Linked DNA regions of Homo sapiens: regions 1 and 2 are each linked to region 3. A link is a loop called in an ENCODE intact Hi-C map of the cell type or tissue named here. Cell type or tissue: ascending aorta. All regions are shown on one strand. Region 1 holds the start of LINC01013 (long intergenic non-protein coding RNA 1013). Region 2 overlaps CCN2-AS1 (CCN2 antisense RNA 1). Region 3 overlaps CCN2-AS1 (CCN2 antisense RNA 1).

What was found. A loop is a pair of places that touch in the nucleus more often than their neighbours do. Peaks named below come from ENCODE experiments on the same cell type or tissue, not always from the same donor. Only the 100,000 strongest peaks of a DNase experiment are listed, where the experiment ranks them.
Region 1: a loop joins it to region 3, with 4 times the contacts of the local background. A loop is called at or near these places in 8 of 110 quality-filtered maps.
Region 2: a loop joins it to region 3, with 2.5 times the contacts of the local background. A loop is called at or near these places in 2 of 110 quality-filtered maps.

Annotation. Positions count from the first base shown.
Region 1 is chr6:132,129,553-132,133,552 of GRCh38, forward strand. It overlaps LINC01013 (long intergenic non-protein coding RNA 1013), which reads left to right and starts at 3,020. Exons shown (of 6, transcript NR_187602.1): 1 at 3,020-3,159. RefSeq lists enhancers at 2,385-3,584, 3,353-3,854. In ascending aorta, no CTCF peak of the experiment used is centred here; DNase peaks (open chromatin) are centred at 1,189, 1,649, 2,409 and 3,029; H3K4me3 peaks cover 1,778 bases; H3K27ac peaks cover 4,000 bases.
Region 2 is chr6:132,083,818-132,087,817 of GRCh38, forward strand. The region is part of intron 2 of CCN2-AS1 (CCN2 antisense RNA 1); the gene reads left to right. Among named protein-coding and RNA genes, the nearest start is that of MIR548AJ1, 29 kb to the right of the region's middle. RefSeq lists an enhancer at 1,506-1,685. In ascending aorta, no CTCF peak of the experiment used is centred here; DNase peaks (open chromatin) are centred at 635 and 1,618; H3K4me3 peaks cover 1,561 bases; H3K27ac peaks cover 3,983 bases.
Region 3 is chr6:132,009,721-132,013,720 of GRCh38, forward strand. The region is part of intron 2 of CCN2-AS1 (CCN2 antisense RNA 1); the gene reads left to right. Among named protein-coding and RNA genes, the nearest start is that of CCN2, 60 kb to the left of the region's middle. In ascending aorta, no CTCF peak of the experiment used is centred here; DNase peaks (open chromatin) are centred at 344 and 2,071; H3K4me3 peaks cover 666 bases; H3K27ac peaks cover 2,944 bases.

The DNA of each region.
Region 1 (4,000 bases), 120 kb after region 3:
AAGCCAAGGCGGGTGGATCACGAGGTCAGGAGTTCGAGACCAGCCTGGCCAAGATGGTGAAACCCCGTCTCTACTAAAAAGACAAAAATTAACCGGGCGTAGTGGTGGACACCTGTAATCCCAGATACTCAGGAGGCTGAGGCAGAGAATTTCTTGAACCCAGGAGGCAGAGGTTGCAGTGAGCTGAGATCACACCACTGCACTCCAGCCTGGGTGACAGAGTGAGACTATGTTTCAAAAAAAAAAAAAGAATTTTCTTACATTCAGCAGGCCCTTGGTATCAGCAGGGTGGGGATAAGGGTGAGGTTTGAGGAAGGGATTGGTTCTAAGACACAGATTGTTCAAGTTCCTTGTATAAATGTAGTATTTGCATGTAAGGTACACGCATCCTCCCTATATTTTAAATCGCCTCTAGATTACTTATAATACCTAATACAATGTAAATGGCATGTAAATGGCTATCTTATTTTTTTAATTGTATTATTTTTTATTGTTGTATTATTGTTTTCAAAAATATTTTCAATGCAAGGTTAATTGAATCTGCTAGTGTGGAACTGCGGATATGGAGAACTGACTGTATTTAATATGCAAGCAAAGAGTATGCAATCTGCAGCTATTTTGCTCACTTATGTTCTTTCCTAGACCATGTAGATACGATAGTTTGAGATTAGTGTCTTAGACCCATAAAGAAAAGCATCTGGACAAATATTTGGATTTATTTTAGTGGTTGAAACACACGATTGAAGAAGCTTGGAGACCACAGTCTTGGTAACCCAGAGGGGATCTGGGAGCTCATCACATCCAAACCTTCATTTTAGCAATAAAGCATCTGAAGCTTCCCCCACATCCTAGGAGAAATGATCTGGTCAAAAGCACAGTGTGTCAGCAGCCAAGGCCAACTCTCTAATTCCCACTCCAGGGGTGTTGAGAAAATGAGACCAATAGAGTGATAAAGAATTCCCCTGAAATAGCTGGGCAACTTGTAGGAACCTGTCAAACTTCTTCCTCCAGCGTAGCACAAATTTTAATTGGTGGTACCTAGAACAGTTTCCATTTTTGTGAAAAATGGCATCTGATCAATTTCCTCACTTCCAGTAGAGGCCGCCTGCTGTGGCTGCATTTCTACTGGCCAGTTCTCATTGGCCAGCATCTGCCTTCTTTTCCTGTGGAAATAGAACTTACGGGCAGGAGAAAGGACATATTTGGTAATGTTACGCTCCTCAGCTTCCTGCTCCGGCTGTCTCAGCTGCAAAATGTCAAGGGAAAAAATATCCCTCCAACTTGGAAGGAATTCCAGACAGACCCTGATGCCTGCAAATTTGTCAGAGGGAGCCAAGTCCAGAAAAGCAGAACATGAAGAAGGTTCATTATTTGACTTCAAGAGACATTCAAATAATCAGACACTCTGGTATTTATGATTTTCCCCATTTCAGATGGTCTGTAGTTCACAACATTCCCCTCCCTTTACCGCTGATTCTGAGCTTCCTTTTACGTTAAACCTCAACAGTTATAAAAAGACTCTCACATTACTTGTAAGCCACAGGCACTACTAGGAGACACTGTGTTCACACAGGGCTGTTTAGGGCTGGGGAAGGGCAGCTCTTTTTGATTATTAGTCTGGGGAGGCCAGGCCAGGAAGTCAGGCTCACTTCACCCTGACCACGCCACCGGAGTCCTCATGTAGCTCCCAAGTCTGTGCCAACGCTTCCTGCCACTCACAGCACCAAATGCGATGATCTTTACTAAAAAGCACTTATTTCCGTTGGCTTTCTTATTCATTTAGGCTTTTCTTTTCCTGGGGGGCAGTGGCGGGTGGAATAGCCAGTTTATCCTGACTTCCACATTGTGAATATTCCACCAGGACTGTTTATAAAGTTGAGTTTGGGGGGATCTTCATCTTTCTCCTGGCATTCAATGCATTTTCTGTCTCCTTTAGAACTGTTGCCACATGCTGGCAAAAAGATAAGGAAACTGAATTTGTAATCCAAACCTCGTTAAATTGCTGCACACACATTTTCCCTTCTACTTCTTGCTGTCTGTTTCTAAATGCCATGCTATCTGTTTGTACTCAGTCACCTGAAATCCTTATTTGGGTTCTCCAACAGGCACGAAGGCATCCAAATATCAATTTTAGTAATGGGTGGAAATGCCCACATGAGGAGTGGGATGTTCAGTCTTAACATGTGGTCTCTATGAATAAGGGTCTTCATTTTTTCTTTTCCTAAACGGTCCAGCTCCTCTACGCTGGTTTTGCTCCTCAACAGTCCAAGGTTTGTGCTACTTCCATGGTGATCATCTGTTAGGTCATAAACATTAGATTGTGGCATCACTGAATGAGTCAGTTGGGAGGAAGCTGGGCTGGAAATACAGCTGAGAGCCTCTGTTGACAGATGGATGCCTTCTTAATCACAGCCTGTGTGGGTAAAGGGAAAGCCTTGCCTGGCCAACCCCTCCCACTCCCACCCCCACCTCCTGCATTGATTCACAAACCTGGACTGCTCTGGAGGAGGCTGGGAAAGTCCATCCCCAGGGAATACCACTTTTTTCCTCTTCTGTGCCTCTCACAGGACACCCACATGACTAGGAGGAGGCAGAAAGTGAATAGGGAGCTCTTATTACTTTTTGAGTGTCAGCAAGGTAAACCTGCTTTCATTTGCTTTTCCAAATCCTAAACGTTTCCCTCTTAAACTGTTGATATTGTTAGCATTGTTCGTTTCTCAGTGTGTGTCCATCTGCCTTGTCTGTAAAATGGGCATAATAAGAGCTCACCTTTCAGAAAGCAGTGGGTAGGGCTAGATGGTATAATTATGTTCCCTTTCATCAGTTTTCCCTATCTCTACTAAGCACCAGGTGCTATTGGAAAAATTACCTTTTTATCAGATTTTTAAAATACAGTTGCCTGAGCACATATTTAATTTTAGAAGAAATAGTTTAATAGTTCTAAATGTGGGGTTTCAGAGAGCCCTATGTCAAGAGCCGCTGTACACTAGGTTGCTAGGAGACTGGACAGCCAAAGAAACAATGCCCTTTCCTGTGACCACTATCAAGAACTGCTCAGGATTCCTGCCAGCCTGTTAGCCTTTATCGTTCAGTCATTTTAGACCTCAAAAAGAACATTCCATCAAGGGATCAGGTTCTATCATCTCACTGGAATGCAATGTAAGACCCCAGAAACTCTAGTACAAACAAATTTACTATGGCTCAGATTAATAATAGATAGCACTTGAATGTGTGCCCCAGTTGTGCTCCCTCTCTGCTAAGGATAGGACAAATGAAAATAAATTGCAAATTCAGCAGGGAGATTCAGACCAAACATAAGGAAGAACTTCTGCCATTAAGGACATAGAAGTTGTGAAGTTTGCCCCTTGGGAAGAGTTGTTTAGATTAGCCTGAAAGAGCGTATTTGAAGGATGAAGATGCAGCCCTCACTGGCAATGGAGGACAAGGTGATATGATTTCCTAGGTTTTCTTCAAGACCCAAGATTCTCCTAGTTGTGGAAAAGTGACTCTGTGCATTACTCACCACTATTAAGATTGTTATTCATGATCAGGCCTGAGTGAAAGCCCGGCTACTCTTACATAACAAAGGCAGATTCTCAGTGTTGGAAGATAACTGAGGAGCCATTCATTTCATCCCTCTTCTTTCACCAGTGAAAAATCGGAGACACAAAGCATTCATTGCCACATGGCCAGCAGAAGAGCTGGGCCTAGGACCAGGACCCCTCAGGCTCTCTGTGCTGTGTGCTGTACTACACCATATTTTCACTAATAATATAGGTCTATTTAAAACATAGCTTCATCTCTGGACCACTGCAGATTTTACATTCTAAAAATGCTTTTATAAGAATTCTGTTTATGACATGAGCAGCACTGAAGCAGAAATCTGAGGAACTCTGGGGATTGGTGTGGCTAAAGATCACAATTTACAAGAATAGTTTAGGCAAAGCACAAAAGAGGAAATGTTATTTATATGAGCTCATTTCTACTCACCAAAACATTT
Region 2 (4,000 bases), 74 kb after region 3:
TTGTTTCTTACATGCTGCATTGGTTGGTATCCATTCAACAAAAAAATCTGTTTAGGTAATAATACATACAGATCATTTCTCACATCTACATTTCCTTGTATAGGAGAAAAAGAACAAGTCTATCTTCTGAAACTATGTTCCTGTGATGATTTTTTTTTGAGACCGATTCTCACTCTGTTGCCTAGGCTGGAGTGCAGTGGCACAATCTCAGCTCACTGCAACCTCTGCCTCCCAGGTTCAAGCGATTCTCCTGCCTCAGACACCCGAGTAGCTGAGACTACAGGCATGAGCCAGCACGCCCGGCTAATTTTTGTATTTTTAGTAGAGACAGGGTTTCACCATGTTGGCTAGGCTGGTCTTGAACTCCTGACCTCAGGTGATCCACCCACCTTGGCCTCCCAAAGTTTCAGGATTACAGGCATGAGCCTCTCGGCGCAACCCTCTTCCTGAGATTTTTTATCAATGCTATGGATTCAAATTCATGCCTTTTATAATGTGCTTCCACTTGCTTCATGTTGTTGGCCCTTTCTAGGTGTCCTTCTGAACAGACCTTCACATGGATGATATTTGCTCCGGGAGAATGCAGCATGAACACACAGATTTGGTCACAGTAACGAATGCTCCTTTGAAGACCAGCTGAGGAGGCCGGGTGCGGTGGCTCACGCCTATAATCCCAACACTTTGGGTGGCTGAGAAGGGCAAATCACGAGGTCAGGAGTTCGAGACCAGCCTGGCCAACATAGTGAAACCCTGTCTCTACTAAAAATACAAAAATTAGCTGGGTGTGGTGGCAGGAACCTGTAATACCAGCTACTCAGGAGGCTGAGGCAGGAGAATCGCTTGAACCCGGGAGGCAGAGGTTGCAGTGAGCCGAGATCGTGCCACTGGACTCTAGCCTGGGTGACAGAGCAAGACTCCAACTTGAAAAAAAAAAAAGCTGAGGAAAGAAAGATATTATTTTAGCACGTTATTATTACTGATGTCACTTCCTCCTTCTTTGTTTCTTTTGCCTTTTTCTCATATGAAACATCATGTCATTCCTAAAGAGGAGAAACTCACAGGTCAAAAATGTAAGGCTTTCTCTGTGTCTGAGAGGAAAATGTTGTCATTTAAAATAAAATACCTCCTACCAAGCAGAACAGCCTTCCTGAGTATTTCATTCCTGGGACTGTTTGCATTCTTTCTCAGTGAGCTACAGTGATAGGCATCAGAACCTATTTATAACAGGAAAGAAGAGATATTAAACTATTCAGTGCTATGTTAAGAATAAAACCCTCAAGTAATTGGATGGAATTTCTATGTGCCTCTTCCCAGCAAGCATCCCTTACCCTTTTGGGGGAGACATGGCTATATGTCAGGCCTGTGAGAACCCAATGCAGGAACAGCATGTGATATGAAAATGGAAACTGTCAGATTGAAACCATACATGGCGAAGTCAAAAAGAGACTCTTTCTTGCACTGTTTCAGAGGTATGCTGGGGTTATTTCAGTGCTGTAAGAATAAATAGAACTTGAGGCACTTTGGAGGATAATGTAAAAGTATGTGAGAGGACTCTGCGAATTTTCCCAGGCAACATCTCCCAGCCAATTGTCTTCTAGCTTTCACTCTGACCTTAGAAAACATGATTGCTGTGCAATAGGGTCTGTGCCTTTTGTAAGCGCACCCAGACTGGCCTGCTTGTTTAAAGACATGAGGGAAGCTTCTGCCTAATACTGTGTTCCTTAGGATTGTGAGGACAGAAGTACCAAAACCAAACAAAAAGAAACCAACAAGACAACCATGAAACTCCAAACACAAGACAACATTGTAAGTTACTGGATAACTAACGATAAACTACACAAAATCATAGAATGCATGACCAGGGTAGGAAACTAAAAAATCCTCAGTCCAAGCTCCTCTTTAGCAAAGGAAGAGAACAAGACAGAAACTAAAATACCTTGCCCCATAACCTGGCCAATTATAACAGAATTGAAATCACTTCTTATAGCTTCCTGTCTCTGAGTGCAAGGATGCCTTTCATTGGGAAACGCAAATCAGTAACAGAATTACAAATGGAAAGCATGTCACGTGGTGGTGCTGCAATGTGTCCAATCCTTTGGCAGTCCCTAGACCTCCCAATTCTGCAGCCCCTGTAGCTATGCAGCAGCCACAGATAAGCCACGGTGTCTTGGTGGTGCAAGTACCCAGGCTTGGGACAGCCCCAGGAAGAATAAAGTAACCGGGCATTTTTAGGGATAAAAATAGCCATTCAAATTAAAGAGAGGGTGGTGCTGGTGCCGTGTAAAATAGACAAAGATACAAGTTTAGGTAGTAAAAAAAGATGATTGATGGGAGGTGACAGTCTTTCCCTTGTATTATTTATTTGTCTAGCATTGAGATGTCCTCTTTCAATTACACTGGCTTTTAATACTATGAGAATTGGCTGTTTAATAGCAAATTTTTTAAACTCTGGAATATGCCTTTCTAGCTGAAATTGTATATGAGAAATACACTTTTTTCTATAAAAGTATTTATTTAAGTTGATATTCTGGCTTTCCTGTAGAAACAAAGTCATGTCCACGTGGCCCTCAGTGTCCCAGAACTTCAGTATGGAGGATGGTGCTTTCTAGTGCTTGCATCTCTTCTTCATGCCTGGGCATGACAGAAAGAAACTTTTCTTCTAATTCACACTGCTAAGCCATCAGACCTACATTAGAAAATAATTATTAAATCTATATCAGTCTGTGTTATGAATTTGGGTCTTCAGTCTGTTTTCCTAAACTCTCCTTTTTGGTAACTTGATACAGCAAACATGTTCAGAATGAAGGAGAAAGGAAAAGCTAGATCAACCCTTTGGTTATCCTGGGTTTTATCTTAGCAGATTTTTGAGTGGATCAAATGAAATAATACATGTAAATTTGCTTTGGTAAACTTTAAAATGCTGCAACAATTTAAGATCCTATAGTGACTTTAAACATTAACTCGAGGAAGTTTGTTTTAATTGACAGTGTTAAAATATATAAAGAGATATATACGTATCAGAAAATAATAAGCCCAGGCATGATGGCTCATGCCTGTAATCCCAGTGCTTCGGGAGGCAGAGGTGGAAGAATCACTTGAACCCAGGAGTTCGAGACCAGCCTGGGCAGCATAGTGAGACTTCATCTCTGACAAAAATTTAAAAACCTAGCCAGACATGATGGTGTATGCCTGTAGTTCCAGGTGCTTGAGAGGCTGAGGCAGGAGGATACCTTGAGACTACGTGTTCAAGGCTGCAGTGAGTCTAAGGCACATCAGCCTTAGTGACAGAGTGAGGCCCCATTTCTTAAAAAAAGAAAAAAAAGAAAGAAAGTATACTAATGGCACATGTGTTGCACTAGTAGCCAGGCACTGACCTCAGTATGCATACTGATTATCTCACTTGATCTTATTAACCTTGTAAGGGGAGTACTATTATTATTATTATTTCCACTTTAAATGTGAAAGTTAAGGCTCAAAAAGATCATACAACTAATAAGTGGCAGAGCCACAGACATTTATAACTCCAGAATATATGCTTCTGACCACTAGGCTCTAATACATGAAATAGAAGTGATATATTTCATTGTACTGTAAAAACACTTCGTATATAACTTTATCATTCTGCTGATCATATGCTAAGCATATCAAGTTTTGTTTGGTTAGGCTTTCTTTCATTTTAATGACAAATCTTGGAAGACAAACTATGCTATGTTCTTTATGAAGGGAGCTCAGAACAAAATAGGCTGTCATTAACTGGCAAACACCAGTGATTCATGTGAAAGACTATTATCTTTGGTGAAAGAAGGAGTGCTAGGCTAAGGACCGGGAGCCAGGAATCTGCCATTTCCTGGCTGTGAAATTTATGTAAGCAATATTACTGGAATACATAGCCTACACATCCTTTCTAGCTCTGAAATTCTATGGTTCTCTTATAGAGCCCTTCAATTGAAGATCAGGCATTGTCTATGTAAAAGGCGCATGTAATTCAAATCACAGGGAA
Region 3 (4,000 bases):
CCTCAGTAACGAGTGGTCTCACTGAGTGAAGATTTGATTTGTGTGTGTGTGTGTCTGTGGAGACAGAGTCTTGTTCTGTTGCCCAGGCTGGAGTGCAGGGGTGCAATCTTGACTCACTGCAACCTCCATCTCCCAGGTTCAAGCGAGTCTCCTGCCTCAGCCTCCTGAGTAGCTGGGACTACACGTGTGTGCCACCATGCCTGGGTAAGTTTTGTATTTTTAGTAGAGACGGGGTTTCACCATGTTAGCCGTCCTGGTCTCAAACTCCTGACCTCAGGCAATCTGCCTGCCTCGGCCTCACAAAGTGCTGGGATTACAGACATGAGCCACTGCGCCTGGCCATGAGCAATGTTTCTATCTTAGATAAACAGTACTCCTGGCAGAGGTAATAGCCTGAAGTGGGAATAAGCCTGGCTTATTCCAGAAACAGCAAGTAGCCCAATGTGGCTGGAGCAGAGTCAGGGAAGGGTGAAATAGTAGAAGAGGAGGTAAGAGAGAAAACTTGGATGTTGAAAGGGACAGGACAAATAAGCTCTTCTGATCACTATAAGGACTTTGTCATTCATTTTGAGTGACAAAAGTAGCCAATTTGAGCAGAGGAGTTGACATGACATGGTATGTTTTAAAAGAATCAGTCTGTCAGCTGTGTTGAGAGTAAAATGAGTGAAGAAACAATAGTGGAAATAGGAAGACCAGTTAAGTGTTTGTTGCAATCCAAATGAAAGTGATAGTGGTGTGGACCAGGGTAGTAGCAGTGGAGGTGGTAAACACTGGTCAGATTCTGCATATATTTTGAAACTACAGTCAGTAAGGCTTTCTGATGAATTCAAAATAGGGTGGAGAGAAGGTGATAGAAGGAGGAGCAAAGGGAGACTCTAGGATTTATTGGCCTGAGCCAGTGGACAGATGGAGTTGTCATGTATTGTAGTGAAAAAGACGACGGGAAGAGCAGTTCTTGGCAAGGTGGGGAGAAGCTTAGTTTATACCAGTTAAATTTGTAATGCCTATTAGATATCCCACTGGAGGTGTTGAATGCATGGCTGGATATTTAAGTCCAGAGATCAAAGAAGAGGTCAGGTTGAAAATATAAATCTGGGAGAGCTCAGCAAATAGATGATATTTAAAGCCATGAGTCTGGGTGAGATTAACCAGAGAGTGAGTAAACTCAGAGAGGAAGACCAAGGACTGTGTTGTGGGGAACTACTAGTTAGGAGAGGTTATAGAACCTGAAAAGGACACTGAGAAGTGGAAAATCAGGTAGGAGGAAAATCAGAAAAGTAGCTCTGTCTTATGGCTACTGAAAGTGAGAAAAAATATTTCCAGGAGGAAGCAGGGACTGTGTCAAACATTGACAACTGACCAACTAAATGAGGATTAAGGAATGACCATTGGATTTGGCAATGTGGAGGTTCTTAGGGCTCTTTACCAAGGCAGCTTCTGTGAAGGGGTGAGGTGAAGTCTCTTTGAAGTGAGATGGAGGGAATGGGATGTTTGCTTTTAAATAATAGCAGGTAGAATGGGAAAAAATGAACAATATAGAAGAGAGAGGACAGACTTGAGCAAGAGAGGATGGAAGCTGGGGCAAAAGTAAAAGAGCTAACATCAGACAGGCTCATAGAGTCACCCATTTCAATGGGACTGACAGCAGAGATTATAGGATGAATAGAAGTTCAAGAGGAAAAATGGAGAATGTATGGAACAATCCTTTAGGAGAAAAAATAGGAGAATCTATATATGAAGGAAGTGTGATGGATTGAATCCAGCGTGGTCAAAGAATTCTTGGTGTCATACATCTTGAAAGAGTAAGCTGAAAATAAAGGATAGTGAATAATTTATAAATGAATAACAATCTGTTTCCAACAGAGTTGTGAAGAAAAAGGGTATTAAACCCTTTTTAAAGGTTTTACTTTTTCCCGAGATTTAAAAGTATCATGAGACATTTTTGGAAACTGTAGGTTTGTACATTTGGTAAGGGCATGTATCCTTATCCGGGAAGGCCAGATTAACATTGACATAGACTTCCTCACAGTATGTGGCAAGACTAAATGAATGGTCTTGGCCAGCAGACTTTGTACTTAAAATATGAGCCAGTGAAGGGGTTGGGACTAATTGGATAAAATGCAGTCCCTAGGGAGAGCTGGAGCAAGAGATCTGTGCATTATGCCTTCCAGACCTGAAAGGGAAGTTGGATTTTAATAGCTTTGACTTACAAAATTAATACCCTCCAAAGAAAATTCACCTGTTGCCAAATCTAATGCCAAGCTTTGAACGCTCACAGTTCCTTCAGGTCGCTTGTTTATTTTTGTTTCTTTCTTTTTTTTTTTTTTTTTCCTCCTTCTTGCCAGTGTCTTCTCAACTTTTAGGCATGAATACTAGAAGGCTTGCAATTTATCTTCTTGAAGAGTTGTTTAATCAGAAGTCCATAATGAAAGAGAAAGAGAAAAAGAGATTTTAAACACTTTGGTTTAAAATGCACTTCTCCTGGCTATGAATTTTCCTAAGTTGTTTGTGTGCATATAAATACACTGTTTATGCCTTGCAATTTGGCCAGCATATTTTAAACTCCAACTCTTGAAAACATTCTTTTTTAGTTAGGTAACGCTGAAAAACAGTTCTATTACAAGTTATTCTATTGACCTGGGTGCCAAGGACTTCTTATTTTTCTTCCATATACCTTCATTTTTCTAATTAGATAGCCCAAGCAGCTAAACTTGATCTATCACACAGTCAGATGTCAGTATTTAGCAAATGTTGTTGCCACTAATGGTTTTTACACTTGTGTCATTTTACAAAGTTTACTTTCAAATCTTGTGAATTAAAGTTTCCATTCAGTATCACCAAAACAAAGAGGCAGGAAATATAGACATAGTTTTCTCATAAAGAGAATATAAAGATACTCATTACCATACCTTTTTTTGATGTTGGCTGGTGTTAAGATAAAATGGATTTAAAGATCACTCGAGAGTTGGCCAAAAAAAAAAAAATGCAAAGGGATTTAGATGCAGGCATTTTGAGGTATATTCCATTTAATCTCGTTTTAATATATAAAATATGTTTCTGGATATATTTTAAAATAAGCTAGTTTCTTGAATTTATTCCATATTGTTTGGTGTTTTAGCTGAAGAATGGACAAATTAAGTGCATCATTATTATCATTACTTTTTTAAAAAAATGGGAAATAGCTTTACATTTTATTCCTAATTATGAATATAATGCATTGCTTACGTAAAACATTCCATCAATAGAGAAATGCATGAACTACAAAGAATACGTCCTCCTCACAATCCCACCTCCCAGGGATAACCAGACTTAGAGTTTAGCTTGTAGCTTTGCAGGTTTATTTCTGTGTGTATATTCATCTTTAGTTTTTAAAACAAAATGAGCTCTAAAATGATCATTTTAGCCCTGTGTTTTAAATTTTATTAATAAATTATCAACCTATTTTAATATATGTGTAGTTTATTCATTTTACTGTATGAATGAGATAATAATTAATTTATTTCATTATTGGGGATTATTAAGATTTCCAGTTTTTATTATTGGAAGTAATACTGCTATTTACATTTCTGTACACATCATCACCTGTCTCATAGGTTTATTGGAATTAAAAAATACACTAGTACATGTAAAATTCTGAAAAAATATATGACAACAAGTGCTTCAAAATGTTATAAATGTATTATTCTCTTTATTTTCTTTGTTGCTAGTGAATATGTCCATATGACAAACTTCTAGAAATGAAATTACTGGGTTGTTAAATATCAAATTGCCCTCCAAAGAGGTCCTCTCAAGTTATACTCCCATCATCAAGGAGTAAAGAATATTTGTTTTCCAACACCATTTAAATTAAACTTTTCAATAGAAGCATCACAGACATATAGAAAAAGTACATGCACATTATAGGTACTGGCTCAACAAAGTGAAACCAGTTGTGTAACCAACACTCAGATCAAGGCAGAGTACATATCATATCCATCACTCTGGGGGCCTCCTTTGGGTT